Linked DNA regions of Homo sapiens: region 1 is linked to region 2. Evidence: read pairs that join two places in POLR2A ChIA-PET (ENCODE). Cell type or tissue: PC-9. All regions are shown on one strand. Links, peaks and the distances in the headings refer to the core of each region. The heading gives the core; the rest is flanking DNA.

The links. ChIA-PET counts read pairs that join two places held together with the same protein. Peaks named below come from ENCODE experiments on the same cell type or tissue, not always from the same donor. Only the 100,000 strongest peaks of a DNase experiment are listed, where the experiment ranks them.
Region 1: POLR2A ChIA-PET joins it to region 2 with 5 read pairs; 6 of 35 experiments call an interaction of 5 or more read pairs at or near these places.

The regions. Positions count from the first base shown.
Region 1 is chr5:160,241,222-160,246,590 of GRCh38, reverse strand. No RefSeq gene overlaps it. Among named protein-coding and RNA genes, the nearest start is that of FABP6, 14 kb to the right of the region's middle. In PC-9, for the core only: a CTCF peak has its summit at 3,205; a DNase peak (open chromatin) is centred at 3,230.
Region 2 is chr5:160,186,133-160,191,501 of GRCh38, reverse strand. It overlaps a transcript of FABP6 not described here. Among named protein-coding and RNA genes, the nearest start is that of FABP6-AS1, 21 kb to the left of the region's middle. RefSeq lists a silencer at 2,925-3,024. In PC-9, for the core only: no CTCF peak of the experiment used is centred there; DNase peaks (open chromatin) are centred at 2,691 and 3,221; H3K4me3 peaks cover 954 bases; H3K27ac peaks cover 379 bases.

The DNA of each region.
Region 1 (5,369 bases), core at 254-5,253, 55 kb before region 2:
GTTGAGGCTAAGAAACCCTGCTGTAGGTCTCAGCTCACGTGCTACCTCCCGAACAGGCCTCTGTAACAACCCTAGTCATTCTCTCATTAGCTGTTGATTTTCTTCATGGTATTCAAACCATCTGAAATGACCGAATTAATTTGTTTACCTGATTTGATGGCTGTGCCTAAACTACCTCCCCTCCCACCACCCCATATAATAATAGCTCCTGGTGGTGGTGGCAGTAGTCATCACAGCTAACATTTATTAAGTACTTACTGTTGTATTTCAGGCATTTGCTCATATTATTTCCTACAGCCATCCTAGTAACCCTACAAAATAGGAAGTATTATTAGCTGTGTTTTACAGATCAGAAAATAAGGGCACAGAGAGGTTATTTGCCTAAGGACAGCAGCGGCAGTGAAGGAGCCACAGTTCAACCCCACGCCCCAGCATCCTGTGCTCCTGACCCAGTGGCTTCGGAGTGCAAGAGGTAAAGTCTCCGTGGCTGGCCCAGCTGGCCATCCACTCACCTGGTAGGGAACACCCCACTAGGACAGAACAATGGACGTGGGTTCATAAAAGCAAAGAGTTGCCTGGCGTTCACACTCCTGATTCATGGCCGGGGTTCTCAGAGCATGCTCACCAGCAGACACAGAACCGTAGCTCCTTGCACATCTGCCACCGGCTAACAAGATTTGCGGCTCCATCTGTCTGCTTCTAACATGCTTAGATCTGGGAGGGGCTCCCTGAGCTCCCAGCCCCATCTGTGAAGGTGAAGACCTGGGACCAGGCTTGGGGCCTCCCCAGAGCTTCCCCCAGGAGGGGACCTGCCTCAGTGCTGGCTCAGACCAGTTCCAGGCACCATCCAGCTTGTCAAGCAGCCCAAAGAGCTGCCCTCCTCCTTGCCAGCAACCAGCATCCTTGTATTTCTGAGGCAATCCCTGGCACCAGGTGCCTGGAAGAGAATCTTAGCAGCTCTCATGAACCAGGATCTGTTCCTCAGAGTAAACCCTTGTGAACCGAATTTCAGAAGAAGACACCAAAGCATTTGGTAGGTGTCTCAGGTCCAAATGCCCGCCAGGGCCAGGTAGGTACCGTAAGTGTGCAAATACAGCTGGATGACTGACAGTGCGAGGTGGTGGGGACTGTGTTGAGCTATAAAGCCAGTGTTTCCCTAAAGGATATGATGTCTACTCAGCTCCTACCTGGTATTATCTTTCTTTTTTTTTTTTCTTTTGTTTTTTTTTGAGACGGAGTCTTGCTCTGTCACCCAGGCTGGAATGCAGCGGCGCAATCTCGGCTCACTGCAAGCTCCGCCTCCTGGGTTCACGCCATTCTCCTGCCTTCGGCTCCCCAGCAGCTGGGACTACAGGCGCACGCTGCCACGCCCTGCTAATTTTTTTGTAATTTTAGTAGTGACAGGGTTTCACCTTGTTAGCCAGGATGGTCTCAATCTCCTGACCTCGTGATCCACCTGCCTCGGCTTCCCAAAGTGCTGGGATTACAGGCGTGAGCCACCGCACCCAGCCCCTACCTGGTATTATCTTTCAGAGATGTAAGCTCCATGTTTCCAGAGAAACTGGGAATCTGTGCTTTCTAGGAAATTATTTTTTTAAAAAATTTTTTAAATTAAATTTAAAACATTTTAACAAATAGGAAGCCAATAAAACATTTTAAGTTAGAGTGGAATCTAGGCTGGGTGCAGTGGCTCACGCCTGTAATCCCAGCACTTTGGGAGGCCGAGGCAGGTGGATCACCTGAGATCAGGAGTGCGAGACCAGCCTGGCCAACATGAAACCCTCTCTCTACTAAAAATACAAAAAATTAGCCAGGCATGGTGGCAGGCACCTGTAATCCCAGCTACTTGGGAGGCTGAGGCAGGATAATCACTTGAACCAGGGAGGCAGAGGTTGCAGTGAGTGGAGATGGCGCCACTGCACTCCAGCCTGGGTAATAAGAGTGAAACTCTGTCTAAAAAAAAAAAAAAAAAGAAGAAGTGCAATCTAGACAAGAATGCAGAGCCTGAGAGGTGAGAGGTCTGAGTGTGTCTGGTCTTGACGATAGCCATCACTCCATTCTGAACCTCTGTCTCCTCATTTTAAGGGGAAGGCTGCCAACCTAGTCTGTGGTTCAGGTGTATGGTAAGGAAGCCTGGAACACGTGGTATTATCATTCAGCAGTGAGTTCCACAAGGAACACTGGAAATAAGTGGACCCCCTCTTCTTTAGGGCTCAGGTGAGACAGCTGCACCTCCCCCCAACCCAGCTCCCACTTCAAAGGAAGAATTCAAGTGGCCAGGCTTCTGCTGGGCCAGCTCTGGCTGGTTCTAGGCCCCTGCCCTTATCAGAGACACACAGGCAGGACATCTGGGAAGTCAGGCCTTCTGCTGCTCCCAACTGTGTGGACTTAGGCAGGTCATTTCCCTTTTCTAGAGCTCAGTTTCTCCATCTGTAAATGAGAGGGTGGGACTGGAATGGTCTCCCAGGTCATACCTGGCAGGGGAGCACATCCCAGTGGCAGTCCATGGTCTTCTTACCTAGAGTCAGGTCCAGCAGGTCTGAGATGGGAGGTTTCCCAGGAGAGGCTCGTGCACAGCCAGGCTTGGACACTGCTCCCTGCTCTGAAGCCCTACCCTGTATGTGCCAGTTCTCACCAGTAGACGTTTCAAGAAGAGCCCTGGCCGGGCGCAGTGGCTCACGCCTGTAATCCCAGCACTTTGGGAGGCCAAGGCGGACGGATCACAAGGTCAGGAGATCAAGACCATCCTGGCTAACACGGTGAAACCCTGTCTGTACTAAAAATACAAAAAGTAAAATAAAATAAAAGCCGGGCGTGGTGGCGGGCACCTGTTGTCCCAGCTGGAGGCTGAGGCAGCAGAATGGCGTGAACCCGGGAGGCGGAGCTTGCAGTGAGCCGAGATTGTGCCACTGCACTCCAGCCTGGGCAACACAGCAAGACTCCGTCTCAAAAAAAAAAAAAAAAAAAAAAAGAAGAAGAAGAGCCCTTAATAGCTCCTTTGTACACGCTTACTATGTGGCAGGCCCTGTCTTTGGCACTTTCCTCATGCTCTTATCCTTACTCCTCTTTTGTCCTCACAACGCCACCATGAGCTAGTTGGATTATCACCATTGCCTAGATGACGATACTGAGGATTGTGGAGGCTGAAGATCTCGCCATGCCATGTCACCCTGGGTGACACACAGCCACACAAAGGCCCAATCACTCAAGATTTCACTGCTCCTTCCCCCCAAACACATCAGGTATCCAAGGAATGACAGGCAGGTGGCAGAGTGCCACCTAATGGTGATCTTCTTTCATTTATTTATTTATTTATTTATTTATTTATTTATTTATTTATTTATTTTAAGACATTGTCTGACTCTGTCCCCCAGGCTGGAGTGCAGTGGCACGATCTCAGCGCACTGCAACCTCTGCCTCCTGGGCTCAAACCATCCTCCCACCTCAGCCTCCCAAGTAGCTGGGACTAAAGATGCCCACCACCAAGCCCAGCTAAATTTTTTGCATGTTTTGTAGAGACAGGGTTTCACCATGTTGTCCAGGCTGGTCTCAAACTCCTGAGCTCAAGCGATCTGCCCACCTCAGTCTCCCAAAGTGCTTGGATTACAAGCATAAGCCACTGCGCCCGGCCCTAGTGGTGATCTTTAAAGATGCTATGAGTAGCTCCCAAGTTCACTAAAGGAGCTTGCCAGGAGGGAGGCAGGTGCCCTGGCACAGTGGGAAAGATGACTCCCAAATGTCAGGGTGAAGGTCATGGAGAGCCTGTGGTAAAGGGCACCTGAACCAGGTCTGTGGAATGGGGAGTCTTTCCAGCATCTTGCACAGTGCAGCAAATAATGAAGCCAATCTAACTTTCTGGGAGTCATGAGCATGGATAAATAAAAAAAAAATTTTGTTTTGAAACAGGATTTCACTCTGTCACCCAGGCAACAATGCAGTGGTGTAATGATGGCCGCTGCAGCCTCGACCTCCTCGGGCTCAGGTGATTGTCCCACCTCATCCTCCCAAGTAGCTGGGACTAAAGGCATGTGCTACCACGCCCGGCTAACTTTTGTATTTTTTGTAGAGATGGGGTTTCGCCATGTTGCCCAGGCTGGTCTTGAACTTCTGGCTCAATGGTCTGCCCGCCTTGGCCTCCCAAAGCAAGGATTTTTACCCTTTATCCTTGTAACTCCTCTGTGACCGAGGAAGGGAAGGTCTTACTAATTCATTTTACACATGACCAAGATGAGGCTCAGAGAGGTCCAGTGACTCACAAGTTAGTGACAGAGGCACTCCTAACCCTTTGATTGCATTGACCTGAGAGTGATGGTTGTGATGATGGAGGTGATGGTAGAAACTAACATTGAGTGACTTTGTAGCAAGTCCATTAGGTAAGTACAGTTGTTATTCCCATTTACAGGTGAGGAAACTGAGGCTCAGAGAAATGGATGAACTTACCCCAAGGTGACACAGCTTCTAGGTGATAAAGAAAAGATTCAAATCCTGGTAATGTGACTCCAAAACCAAAGCTCTATTTTTTTTTTTTTTTTTGAGATGGAGTCTCGTTCTGTCATCCAGGCTGGAGTGTGATGGCACATCTCGGCTCACTGCAGCCTCCACCTCCTGGGTTCAAGTGATTCTCCTGCCTCAGCCTCCCAAGTAGCTGAGATTACAGGCACGCGCTACCACACTTGGCTAATTTTTGTATTTTTAGTAGAGATGGGGTTTCACTGTGTTGGCCAGGCTGGTCTCTAACTCCTGACCTCAGGTGATCCACCTGCCTCACCCTCCCAAAGTGCTGGGATTACAGGTGTGAGCCACCGTGCCTGGCCCCAGAGCTCTTTTTTTTGAGACCGGGTCTCTCTCTGTCGCCCAGGCTGGAATGCAGTGGTGCAATCATGGCTCACTGCAGCCGTGACTTTCCCGGGCCCATTCTATCCTCCCACCACAGCCCCCCAAGTAGCTGGGACCACAGGCATGTGCCACCATGCCCAGCTAATGTTTTAATTTTTTTGTAGAGATGAAGTCTCCTTATGTTCTCGAACTCCTGGGCTCAAACGATCCTCCTGTCTCAGCCTCCCAAAGTGCTGGGATTACAGGTGTGAGCCACCACACCCAGCCCAGAGTCAAAGCTCTTAACCACCGGCTCTTCTGGCTGAGGAATCCTCCCTGCCAAGATGCCAGTGACATAGGTGCTTTTCTCCAGCTCACCTTACTCCATTTACCCACACTGAGAAACTGTAGCTCCATCAGTGAGTGAAGCCCACACCCGCATTACTACTCTCAGAGACTCACTCACTCTCTGCTGTGTGACTTTGGATGAATTTCTTTTCCTCTCTGAGCCTCAGTTTCCACGTCTGTGAAATACAGTGTTTAAACTAGTTGAG
Region 2 (5,369 bases), core at 234-5,233:
CCCTAGTAAGGTAAGGTTTGGGGTTTGTTTGTTTGAGATGGAGTTTCACTCTTGTTGCCCAGGCTGGAGTGCAATGGCATGATCTTGGCTCACTGCAGCCTCTGCCTCCCGGTTTCAAGCGATTCTCCTGCCTCAGCCTCCTGAGTAGCTGGGACTGTAGGCGCCCGCCACCATGCCTGGCTAATTTTTTGTATTTTTAGTAAAGACGGGGTGTCACCATGTTGGCCAGGCTGGTCTCGAACTCCTGACCTCAGGTGATCCACCCACCTTGGCCTCTCAAAGTGCTAGGATTACAGGCATGAGCCACTGCTCCTGGCCAGGTTTGGGGTTTTATTCCAAGTAAACAAGGAAATCTTCCAAGCCTCTAGGCAGGGATGTGGCATGATCTGATTTGCTTTTTTTTTTTTTTTTCCAGATGGAGTCTTGCTCTTGTTGCCTAGGCTGGAGTGCGGTGGCATGATCTCAGCTCACTGCAACCTCTGCCTCCTGGGTTCAAGCGATTCTTCTGCCTCCTGAGTACACCACGCTGGCTAATTTTTTTTTTTTCATGTTTAGTAGAGATGGGGTTTCACTGTGTTAGCCAGGATGGTCTTGATCTCCTGACTTCATGATCCGCCCGCCTCGGCCTCCGAAAGTGCTGGGATTATGGGCATGAGCCACCGTGCCCGGCCTGATTTGCATTTTTAAAAGATCACAATAACTTCCAAAGCATTCTATGGTTTCCCTCTAGCCCCAAAATAGATTCAGGATATATTTTCATGGATGAATCAAAACAACTTGCCAGTATAATGGACATAGGTTAAGGGAAGGGAGGAGTTCTCAAGGGCTCCTAGACTTAGGGCCCATGCAACTGGTTACTCTGAAGCTATTCCCAGTAGAAAGAGCTCAGTTTTGGGGTCAGGCAGGCCTAGATTTCAATCCTTACTTTAATCTCAAGCCTCAGTTTTCTCTTCTGTAAAACTGAGACACAGGCTGGGCGTGGTGGCTCACACCTGTAATCCCAGCACTTTGGGAGGCCAAGGTGGGCAGATCGCCTGAGGTCGGGAGTTCGAGACCAGCCTGACCAACATGGAGAAACCTCGTCTCCACTAAAAATACAAACTTAGCTGGACGTGGTGGTGCATGCCTGTAATCCCAGCTACTCGGGAGGCTAAGGGAGGAGAATCACTTGAACCCGGGAGGTGGAGGTTGCGGTGAGCCGAGATCTCACCATTGCATTCCAGCCTGGGCAACAAGAGCAAAACTCCGTCTCAAAAATAAAAATAAAAAAGCTACGACACGATGACAGTTGCACATAGAAGGTGTTAATTCTTGTCCCTTGACCAAAGAGGTTATAGATGTCCAGAAAAATAGCGTTCTGTTTAAGGTCTTGTTGCTGGATAGATAAGCAACTCCAAGTTTGTTCAGAGGCAAGTTTGTTCAGAGAGAAAGGAGGAAGATGAGTAGGGGCTCTGAAGGCAGATCTAATACAGCCAGTTCAAACCTTGGCTCTGAGCTCCTGTAAAGTAGGAATATGTCATTTTTATCTCCTATGCCTGAGATAATTAAATGAGCTATTGCACAGTGGGCACACACAGTGCCTTTGCTCACGAAATTTTGGGAGTGGATGGCCAGCAAGACACCATCCAAATCTCTAAGTCCACATCTTCTGCTGAGCATACATACCAACAACTTCCCAAAGAATAATATCCTTTATGCGATAGCTTCATCTGTATTCTCACTTCATTCCCACAACTATGCTCTGAGGTATGTCAGTAGTATATCTTAAAATTTTTTTAATGTTTTAATTTTTTGTAGAGATAGGGTCTCTCTACGTTGTCCCAGGCTGGTCTCCAATTCCTGGGCTCAATAGATCCTCCTGCCTTAGCCTCCCAAAGTGCTGGAATTACAGACATGAGCCACTGCACCCAGCCAAGGTTTAAAAGGCTGAAAAAAATAAAAAGAAGAATACAATTTCTTGGCCTGACGCGGTGGCTCATGCCTGTAATTCCAACACTTTGGGAGACTGAGGTGGGTGGATCACCTGAGGTCAGGAGTTTGAGACCAGCCTGGCCAACATGGTGAAACCCCATCTCTACTAAAAATACACAAAATTAGCCGGGTGTGGTGGTGGGCGCCTGTAATCCCAGCTACTAGGGAGGCTGAGGCAGGAGAATCACTTGAACCTGGGAAGTGGAGGTTGCAGTGAACCGATATCCTGCCATTGCACTCCAGCCTGGGCAACAAGAGTGAAACTCTTGTCTCAGAAAAAAAATAAATAATAAGTAAAATACGATTTCTTGACCTGTGAGAATCCAAATGTCAGCTGCAATAAACAAAGCTTCATGGAAACACATCATGCCCACTCGTTTATGTCTTATCCATGGCTGCCTTGGCTACAATGACGGAGTTGAATAGCTGTGACAGAGAGTGTGGCCTGCAAAACCCGAAGTATTTACTCTCTGACCCTTTATAGGAAAAGGGTGCATAAAGTGTGTACTCTAGATGTAAAAAGGAAAGAAGGAGGGAAAATAAAGAAAAACAAAAAAAGAAAAAGGGTGCAGAGCCCTGCTGTAAATCACAGCTGCAGGGCAACATTTTCTCTCAAGGCGGCAGACTGGATAAGCACCACCCAGATAATCCAGGGGCCACCCCAAGGGGATGGGGGAGGGAAGAGTTTCAAGTTCAGAGAAGGAAGGGAATTGCAGGGAACCGCTCCAACCGGGAGGGGCCTTGCAGAAATGAGTCCAGCCCCCTCTTTTTAGATGAGAAAATCTGAGGCCCAGAGACAGGAGGCAATCTGCCCAAGGCCACCCAGCACGTGGCTAACAGCCCGGTCCCGGCGCTGCCTCCTTCTCCGCAGGGAGAAGCCGGCCAAAGTCGGGGGTCGCAGCCCAGGGGCGACACCTCCGGGCCTGGGGTCTCCTCCGTTTAGCGGGGTCCCCGGAGGGTCGGTGCAGGCCGAGCGCCGCGCGGCGGCGGCCTCTCCCCAGCGGGAAAGGGGAGGCGCCTGCGGAGTGGCCTCCCTGCAGTTCCTGTTTCCCGCTCTTTGGCTTTGGAGCAAGGGCCCCCCAATCCCTCCCCCGTCCCCCACCTCCCACCGCCCAGTTCCAAGAGTCCGCCCTCAGCCAGCCGGCTACCTGGGCTGGGGATTTGCTAATGTTTTTTTCGTTTCTTTTTTACAAAGCACAGAAGACACACCCAGCTTCCTAGAGCTCTGAAGCAGCATTTGATCGCGTGTGGCTGAGGAAACTCGAGCTTGTAGCTGATAAGGAATCGGGAGGAGAGGCCGGGAGGGCATTCCTGGGGTGCTTGGCTCCAGCTACCCCATTCCACCAGGGCTTCCCGCCCCTCTGGAATCCTAGCCCGGCCCCTGCCTGCTTTTCTCCCGGGTGAATTGGGAGGGCTGCCCCAGAGGAATTCAGGAGATTCCCTCTCTTGTAGCCTGGAGAAATAAAAAATATTAGCAGGCCGGGGTCTCAGTGGCTCACGTCTGTAATCTCAACACTTTGGGAGGCCGAGGCGGGTGGATCACCTGAAGTCGGGAGTTCTAGACCAGCCTGACCAACATGGAGAAACCCTGCCTCTACTAAAAATACAAAATTAACCTGGCATGGTGGTGCATGCCTGTAATCCCAGCTACTTGGGAGGCTGAGGCAGAAGAATCGCTTGAACTCGGGAGGCGGAGGTTGTGGTTAGCCGAGATAGCGCCATTGCACTCCAGCCTGGGCAGCAAGAGCGAAACTGTCTCAAAAAATAAATAAATAAATAAATAAATAATAGCAAATATTTTTAAGGGTGCAGCTCAGAACAGTTGCTGGAGAGGAACTGTTGATGGAATGGGTAGACCCTTCAGCACTACAGGCTCAAGCTTCCCACAGCTCCCAGCTTCCATCACCTGCACCCTTGTTCCCCCAAGTCAGGGCTCTACTCCTGATCTGACTCGAGTTTTCCCTTTCCCCAGTTTCCCCACCCTTCCATGAGCTCCCCCCCAACCCCCACCCCGTGCTGTTGGTTCCTCAAGGATAACTTCTGGAGCCTCCCCTCTTCCCTGGACAGTCCCTTCACCTTTCTGCTCTGTAACTTGCCAGCTGCCTTCCTCCAGGACCCTGTGTCCTCCTTCTAGTCCCTTCAAAGTAATCTGTTTTGTTGTCGCTGTTGTTGTTGGAAACAGGGTCACCCAGCCTGGAGTGCAGTAGTGTAATCATAGCTCTCTGCAGGCTCTACCCAGCCTCCTGGGCTCAAGCGATCCTCCCGCCTCTTTCTCCTGAGTAGCTGGGACTACAGGCCGGTGCCACCTGTTTTTAATTTTCTCACACACCCTGTAGATCAGGGCCTGGGAGGTCAGTTCACTCTCTTGCAATCTTTTTTTTTTTTTCACTATGTCACCCAGGTTAGAGTGCAGTGGCCCAATCTCGGCTCACTGCAACCCCCACCCCCCTAATGCCCCACTCTCCAGCTTAACTTCCACCTCAACCTCCCAAGTAGCTGGGACCACCGATGGGCACCACCAGGCCCAGCTAAGTTTTTGTATTTTTGGTACAGACGGGATCTCACCATGTTGCCCAGACTGGTCTCAAACTCCTGAGCTCAAGTGATCCGCCCTCCTCGGCCTCCCAGAGTGTTGAGCTTACAGGTGTGAGCCACCACACCTGGCTCTTGCAATCCCTTTCTCCTCCCTTCTTCCAAACACATTACCACCTGTGGGTTCATTACATCAATCTTTCCTGCCCACAACTCTTCTTGTTCCTCTCTTTTGCCAGCTTCTTGGAGGTGGCCCTCACTGGTGTTGGGAACAGGTGCTTGGTGTCATAAAAAACAAAGGATCTCTCAGCAAGGCTAGTTTACTTTCTGCAGAAAGGGTGCCATCACTATCAGTAATTCTCGCAAGAGCACACACGAACAAAGGAGACAGGGTCATTTATAACCTGATGCATCCACCCTACTGCTGTGTCCAGTTTCCGTTGGCTGGAAGGGTACCTCACATTCTATACTTGTCCCGATTGGCTAGTCATTTAGAACTTTCCGAAAGAGGCAAAGGCAGAGGAGAACAAAGGAAGGAGGAAGCAACCTGTGGAATGCTGAGAAAGGTAAAAACACCTCCGAATAAGGAAGAGGAACAGGCTATGACCTACTGCTTGCTTGGATCAGTATAAGCACGCCAGGGCAAATATCTAGGCTAAAATGTGGGTGCTAAGAACACAAAGTACATTGATTTCTTTATTATGGCTAGCAGATTTCTAAGAATGTTAGCACAGGTCTTTGAATAAATTTTGCTTCTAAGAGAAGTTACTGTTTATTCCTAATTAGACGGGAAGGAAAGTCCCTTTGAAGAGGAAGCTCTACTTCACTTTCTGCACTGGTCAGAGTGGCTCACAGCTGTCTTCATC